Regions from separate parts of the Mus musculus genome. Here region 2 is linked to region 1. The links are chromatin loops, found by intact Hi-C in ENCODE. Cell type or tissue: left cerebral cortex. All regions are shown on one strand. Region 1 has its middle 49 kb from the start of Slc25a24. Region 2 overlaps Vav3 (vav 3 oncogene).

Evidence for each region. Peaks named below come from ENCODE experiments on the same cell type or tissue, not always from the same donor. Only the 100,000 strongest peaks of a DNase experiment are listed, where the experiment ranks them.
Region 2: a loop joins it to region 1, with 4 times the contacts of the local background. A loop is called at or near these places in 1 of 42 quality-filtered maps.

What each region holds. Positions count from the first base shown.
Region 1 is chr3:109,169,734-109,173,733 of GRCm38, reverse strand. No RefSeq gene overlaps it. Among named protein-coding and RNA genes, the nearest start is that of Slc25a24, 49 kb to the right of the region's middle. In left cerebral cortex, a CTCF peak has its summit at 2,208 (motif pointing left); DNase peaks (open chromatin) are centred at 446 and 2,190; H3K4me3 peaks cover 241 bases; H3K27ac peaks cover 195 bases.
Region 2 is chr3:109,465,250-109,469,249 of GRCm38, reverse strand. All of the region lies in intron 2 of Vav3 (vav 3 oncogene), which reads right to left. Among named protein-coding and RNA genes, the nearest start is that of Vav3, 130 kb to the right of the region's middle. In left cerebral cortex, a CTCF peak has its summit at 1,671 (motif pointing right); no DNase peak of the experiment used is centred here.

The DNA of each region.
Region 1 (4,000 bases):
CAGAGCTCGTGTCTCTAGCTGCATATGTATCAGAAGATGGCCTAGTTGGCCATCAGTGGAAAGAGAGGCCCATTGGTCGTGCAAACTTTATATGCCTCAGTACAGGGGAACGGCAGGGCCAAGAAGTGGGAGTGGGTGGGTAGGGGAGTGGGGGAGAGGGTATGGGGGACTTTTAGGATAGCATTGGAAATGTAAATAAAGAAAATACCTAATAAAAATAAATATAAATAAATAAATAAATAAATAAATAAAACGTATTAAAACTGGGATGTATATAAGCATACCCTAGCCTCTTTTTGAGCCATCACTTGAATCTTGTCTAATCTTTGATTTCTCACATTGATTAAAGTCTTTTAGAACTTTTAAACATTGCTCTTTTGCTGAGACTATCTTCCCACTACAGAGAAGCTCACACTCTCAGCTCTCACTGGGCTGGGTATTTCCATTTAAAGCACAGCTTTCTTTTTTTTTTTCCTGTGAACTGAAACTGAAAACACAGGGCAAGGCTAAGGAGGTTAAACAACCTGCAGGCACCAGGCCAGGCTAATCTCTGTAGTGAGTCCAGAGAGAAAGAGAGAGAAGGGATCAGGGGTCAAGGTCGGGGAATGGGGGTTTGTGGGGGGGGGGGGATGCATGGGGCAGTAGCTCAGTGGTAGACTGCTTGCCAGACAGGCACAAGGCCCTAGGTCTAATCCCCAGGCCTTACAGTTAAAAATCAAAACAACAGGAGAATGAGAGGAAGAAGGAAGAGACAGCCTGCACCTACACCTTCCTCCACACACCCTTCTTCCATCCCTGTCTTCAGAAGGGAGCTTCGTAAGAAACCTGAGTGGTCACCCTGGTCTGACATTTCTCCTTCACGTCCTAATTTCTGGGGGGGGGGGGAGGGAGGGTCCCCCCCTCTGATCAAAACATCTGTGGTGGAAGCAAAAGGGTTTATTGGGTGTTTCTGTCTGTTTGTTCACTTGTCTGTTACTGTCATTAGTTGATACTGTTTTGTATCACAGGTTGGCCTCAAACTTGCTACCTAGCCAAAAATGACCTTGAATTCTTAATCTCTCTGTCTCCAATTCCCAAGTACTTGTGCTTCAGCCTGTCCCTCCACACCTAGCTACCAGAATATCTTTTTCTACTTGTTTCTTGAACCAAAAGGAATCCCAGGTTAACGACAGGATGCAATTTGAGTTGCGTGATTTTCCAAATGAATTCCTCTACTGAGCTTAGTGTTCCAGGAACACAGCAAGAATCTATTATGGAGAAACCCCTTTTTTATTTCCCTGTAGGTATGGGAGCACGGGGTGTGTATGCACTTGGTGTGTGCGCACATGTGCATGGAGGCCAGAAGTCAACACTGGATGTCTTCCTCAATTGCTCTGCACCTTAGTTTTTGAGTGAGTCTCTCACTGAACCTGGAGCCCCGGGATTCAGCTAAACTGGCTGGCCAGCAAGCCTAGAGACCTGCCCATGTCTAGCATTGGACAGCTGCGCCTGGGTGCTGGGGTCTCAAGTCCTCATACTCACACAGTAGGCACTTTATCAACTGAGCCATCCCCAGCCCCTCAATTCTTATTTCTTGTAAAACATATCGACCAGAGTATGCCACAAAATCAATGCTTACAACTCCTGTAGAAAAAAACGAAAACCCCATCCCACCCCCCCAAAAAAAATGATCAGAAAAAAATAAATTTTGGGAGCATGTTATTAATTGCTTAATTTATTTTTATTTCCACACTGGTGTCATAAGCTTGAGTTACAATGACACTTCTCAACTGATTTTGGGAAATGAAAAAAATATTTACCCACATAAATATCCCAGCAATATTTGCCAGGTTGTGAACGTGTACCCACAGCTCACTACATCAGCAGCCTTGTTTGTTCTTTCAATCGTGTTTAATTTCACTTTTAAAATATGGCATCTTTCTGGTTTGGGGAAAATATCGTTAAAAGCAAGAACAAGCCCTTCTCTTCAGAGGAGCCCATGAAAGGCTTCTCTGTCGTCTCCTCTCCTGGAATGGTAACAGGCTGACCCTAATTTCACTCCTCTAAATAGGGTAACGGTGGTTTGAGCAGGAAATCTAAATTCGGCCTCCAAGGTAGCCCAGTGATTTTCCAGGTCATAGCAAAGGGAAAAAGCAAAAGTTGGAAGGCTTTGTCCTTTCCCAGGTACCAAACGGCTCCGGCGCTCGCTGAGAGACGTCTGCCACCTAGTGGAACACAGAGGCCACTGATGTTACGTGCAGTGAACAAACCCTTACTGGCCTCAAGAAATAACTGTGGAGTCCACATTGGGCCCCATAAATATGTACAATGACTGATTGTTGCTTTTAAATAACAAGCTTTTAAAAAATATGTGGTTCTACAGCCAAATATAACAGGGCTTCACGGTCCAAACTTCTGTTGATGCTGGGTAGATTAATAGAATAAATAGTACACCACCAGGTGGTGGTGGCATTCAAAGCCAAGTCACAAAATATTCTTTTCTACTAATGGAAACAGCACAGTACCACCACGTTGAAGCCTCCTGGTGAAGCGCTGTCGTGTAAAGTGGAGTGTTTTTATTTGACAGCAACCTGTGTATCCTGGGTGCTTTTTTTTTTTCCCACTCTGAACAGAAACAGTGTGAGGTACGGAGTATACTTAGCCTCTGGCGTGATGATGAAAGTAACATACATGTTGCAAACTCCCACGCAAAGAGCATTTTCTAACTCTTCACATCCATGTAATAAATAATGCAGATCGTCTTTTGGAGATGACTGATACAGTCCCATGCAATTGATGACGTCAGAGCTAGAGCCCACGTGGCTGTTCCTGATTTCTTCTCATTTCATTTGTGGTATTTTTCCAGCTTGTACTAAATGATTGCTATTAATTTCTATTAAAAGAGATACAGGCACCGTATATCTTTGATAGCACAGTCCAGAAGCATCCTTCCCAATTCTAGGTTTGCTTCCTAGTTGCAACTCTAATAGATGGGTTGTGGGTGGGGGCGGACTCTTCCTCCATTGGCTCTTCTACCTGGACGCTGTCTATCGAGCTATCTGCTGTGACATCACATCGCCACACACCAGGGATGCCGGGGGATTTGGACACTCTGTGGATAGAATGGTCTGTTGCTTATGTTAAACAAATGCTAGTAAGGACCCCTTCTGAGTGCGGAGCTCCCTGCCGTGTGGCAACAGAGGTTTCATCCTGAGACACAGTGCAGCAACCTAGAGACAGTCTGAGATTTGGTATCTCTATGTTCCCATCTCTCTCATCTCCAGCCACGACGACGAGTTAGCATTCCCTCCCCTCTGTGACGTGTGAATGTGGGAACAGAAGTCATTTTCAGTGGAAGGCTCTTTTGTCTTCAGGAACACATACACTCCCAGTAGAGTAGATGTCAGGGTCCCAGAGAAGCGAGCAAAGGAAATCTCTCAACATCACAGAGGAAAGGGGGAAACCCAGTGATAGCAAAGGAGACAGATTGCCAGGTTCTAGCCCTGTGTCATCTCAATAGAGCCCATTCTAAGCATAGCACAATGGCTGAATCAGATACATGGATACTGGTGTAAAAGGTTTCTTGGCATTGACCAATGTGGACAGTGACTGCTGTCCAGAGAGGCCAGGATCCCCCGCCCACTGCTTCGGTTGTTAAGTGATATAGGAGTCTCCTGACAGATTTAAGTTGCTTGCATGACAATGTCGCACACCAAGATTCCTGTGGGCACCTGTTTCAAGATAACATCGACTGGCTGAGGGATGTATGTCTACAGGGGAGAACACTTATAGATAGAACTCAGACTAACCTGCTCTGAGACATGGGTAACTCATTGGAAGACAGGGATGTCTAGAAAATGCCATGAGTCTGTGACAGGCTTGGTTTGAAGGGTATCTCAGAATGCCTCAAAACCCTTCAATAGTTCCATTCCAACTCCACCCTCATGAATGACAAAATAACACTACTTGTTTGTTATTGTCTTCATGGGTGTCAACACAAAACAGGATAAGGCCAAACTTA
Region 2 (4,000 bases), 300 kb before region 1:
TTCTAACATATGATTTTGAGATATTTAAGCCGATCCTGGGGAAATTGTGAAGTCAAATGAAATCATTGGTGCAAAAATCTTCACCTAGTGTCAAATATGCCTATTGCCAAATATACTCAAGCAAGTATGCATTGGCTTCCTAATTGATAACACTGATAAACACAGGCCATTTGCAGCCTTACATAACCTCAGCCTGGTCCAGTCCTGTTTAGAGTCTTCTTGCTGACCATGATTCTTCCAAGCCCCTGGCACTGTCAAGTGTGTCACTAATAAGTGTCATTTGGGTGCCAGATGGGCCTGCCTGTAGGTGCTTCTTTGGGCTGAATGCTTTTCTTTTAGCTCGATCTTTTGCTTGTTATGAGTCATTGGAACCTTAGCCTGGCACCTCAAGTTTTGACAGTAATATATTCTTGTAGATAATTTGTAAAGTATAGAGAATGCAAGGCAGAGGCAATAACACACACTTTTGACAGCTAAAAGCATCCAAAGGGATGTCTATTCAAACACTCTAATGCCCCAAATGAGCAAAATGAAGTGGAAAGGTACAAAGACAGCCCCCACCCACCTACATCACTATTTCCTATGCCAACCAGGCTGTCACTCAGGACTCACAGATGCTGGCTGCCATCACTCAAGCCACAGTCCTGGCTCTACCCTGAGCCTCATGACTCTAGTATAGCACCTACATGTCCAAAGACTGAAGTGCTACCAGACCCTAGTCTCCAAAGCATGTTCCTCCTGTGACAAGCATCAAATTTTAAGAAGCAAAAGAGCTTTGAGGATGTCCTATGGGATCCTTCCAAGGAAAGGTTCCAGTCCCTCCCTCTAAGAAGCTTACTACTCAATGGGGAGAATAAAGACTGACAGAGTCACGGGAAGCTCCAAAAGGATCCTGGAGTGAGGTACAACTCCAACCACTGCAGCAGAAAGCACTGAAGCCTTTCAGGGATGGTAACGTGTGCATTGGGCATAAAGGGTCATGAAGTTTTCCAAAGAGAGAGAGAGAAGCGTTCCAAAGCACAAAGGCAGGTACATAGAAGAAGCATGGTGCAGACTGGTGCATAGCATGTCTCGCTGGGGACAGAGAGTGGTTATCAGCCATAACAAAGCCCATGTGGCAAAAAGGAAGAAAAGATAAGACACAACACTGAATTAGCAGATTACAGGTAGATTAGGAAAGTCTACCAAGCTGTGTTAAGAAGGGAAAGCTTTTCCCTCTGTAGTATGGGGAGCCATCAAAAGTGCAAAGAGAAAGGAAAACAGCTGAGTTTAGAAATGACTAAGTGGAAGGAAGACAGGAGGGGTCAGAGAGGCCAGTTAAGTGATCTCTGCAATGGCCAGAAAGCAAAACAGGACCATCAGAATGCAGATGTGAAGACAAGGAAGGAGAGAACTTCTGGAGTGGCCATCAGACCATCAGAGGGCACTGGTAATCAGACATGACCATATCTCTAAGAGCTGGGAACACAGATACCTCTGGAGCTGTTCTGAGTCGAAAACGAAGATGACAAAGAATAAAAGAGTCTATCTGTTAACAAGTGTCTTCCAGGGGGAGCAGTCCATTCTCCACGCACCAGTTCATCTTGCAACTAAGACTCAGCAGACCAGTGCCCCATGGGCTATCCCCAAAAGCTCTGCATGCCGATTTACACAGGCAATAAATTCAGAAAAACACCAGAGGGCACAATAATCACTAAATGGCACATGGGAACTCTCAATTAGACCAACCCTTCCGATCTGGTTTCCTCCTGGGCTGAGTTCAGGGGTAAGAAGGAGGACACACTCCTCTGTACCATGTGATAGAAACCAGTCTAAACCAGTGACAGTCTTCTAGATTTGAGGTCAAACCCAAAGGCCGCTGCCCTACTCAAAGAGAATCTCTCTAGAATGCAGCTTCACTCTCTCTCTGGCCAAAGTCTCCCCTTCAGTCCAGTGGAAGTGTGCCCAGAATGTTCTAACAGGAAATGCCAAGAGTGCTTTCTGCAGTAGCTACCTGAGAAACACATGGATCCAAGTTTTTAAACAAAGAAAAGGTGAAGAGGTAAGAAAAGGCAGACAGCTAATAAACTATAATTATTATATGGTAGTATTATCTGGAATGTATAAATATGAACTTAAATGATATGTATGGATCTCTGGGATTTAACCACAAAAACAACAAAACAATAAAAGCAATATATGTGTCATTGATTTAAATATATATTTATATGATAATCAATGTAAACTTATATACATATAAATAATATGAATAATGGTTTTGAGATTATATACAGGTAGTAAAAGTATATAATAACACAGGGCTGTAAGCCAAGGACACTCCCAAAATCATGTGGCTAATTAGCTGGCTTCTCAGGCTTCCTCCTAATTGACACTCCCTAATAGCAAAAGCTGTACAAAGAAGGTTTTAGACTTTGGAAATAGTTCAGTCAGTCAAGTACTTGCTGCATAAGAATGAGGGTCTGAGTTCAATACCCAGCAAGCAAAGAGCCTGCCATCAGGGCTGGAGAGATGGATGACTCAGCAGTTAAGAACACTGGCTGATCTTCCAGAGGACTCAGGTTTGATTTCCAATGTCCACATGGTGGCTGACAACTATCTATAACTCCAGTTCCAGAGGATCCAATGCACTCTTCTGGCCTCTTTGGACACAGCACATACATGGTGCAGAGACATACATACAGGCAAAATACCCATACTGTAAAATAAAGGAAACTAAAAATAAAGGAAAAGAAACATTTTTAAACAAGTTATATGAGGATATGCCTATAATCCCAAAACTATACAAAGATAGGTGAACCCCTGAGACTTGCTGGTCAGCCAGCCTAGCTGAATCTATGAGGCTCCAGTCCATGTAAGAAACCTTGTCTCAAAAGACAATGACATAGGAGGTTAACCTCTGGAATACACACACACACACACACACACACACACACACACACACACACATGCTCTCACACACTTATACATACACTCACACACACACTCTCACATGTATATACACATATACAAGCACACTGACACACACACATATACACTCTCACACATAATACACACATACACATTCTCACATATACACACTCACACATATTCACAGAAGATTTCGTCAGTCTCTCCTGATAATATGATATGATCCAACATATCAGAGAAGTCATAATCTTCTCTGGTATGTTGGATCTCTACAGTCAAAATCTATATGAAGTTTTGTTTAAATAAATTTTATGGGAGCAGAACTGCTTGAAATAATCACATGCATCCTATCAGATTACCACAGTCTAAGGTTGGTCTTTGATAACAACATAAACAATAGAAAGCCCACATGCACATGGAAGCTGAACAACACTCTACTCAATGATAACTTGGTCAAGGAAGAAATAAAGAAATTTCTCTTAATTAAACTATTTGAGCATATAATCTCTACCTGTGTTTATAATGACAGCACATTCCACCTATGCAACACTCTTAGTCACAGTGTCAAAAATAGGGACAAGAAAAAAAATGATATGAGTTAATTAAATGAGTAATGCATTTTATAGCTCAACTATAAGCCTATAGATTCTATATGATTCCATAGACAGAATTTTTCTGAGAATTACTATAATATAAAGGCAGAAGGAAGGAAGGAAGGAAGGAAGGAAGGAAGGAAGGAAGGGAGGGAGGGAGGGAGGGAGGGAGGGAGGGAGGGAGGGAGGGAGGAAGAAGGAAAAGAGGGAGGGAGGAAGAAGGAAAAGAGGGAGGGAGGGAGGGAGGGAGGGAGGGAGGGAGGGAGGGAGGGAGGGAGGGAGGGAGGGAGAAGAGAAAGAGAATCATAAATACTCTGGAGTATATCAGCAGTAATAATGGGACTTTGTGGATTTTAAAGAGGAGGGTATGAATACTGGTATGAAATTCTCAAATAATTGATTTACAAGTTTTTGGTTTTGTATTTTAAGAATTCACACATACTTAGAAAGTTGGGGAATTTAGGTTTTGGCTATATAAAATCTGTTTGTCACATATCTCT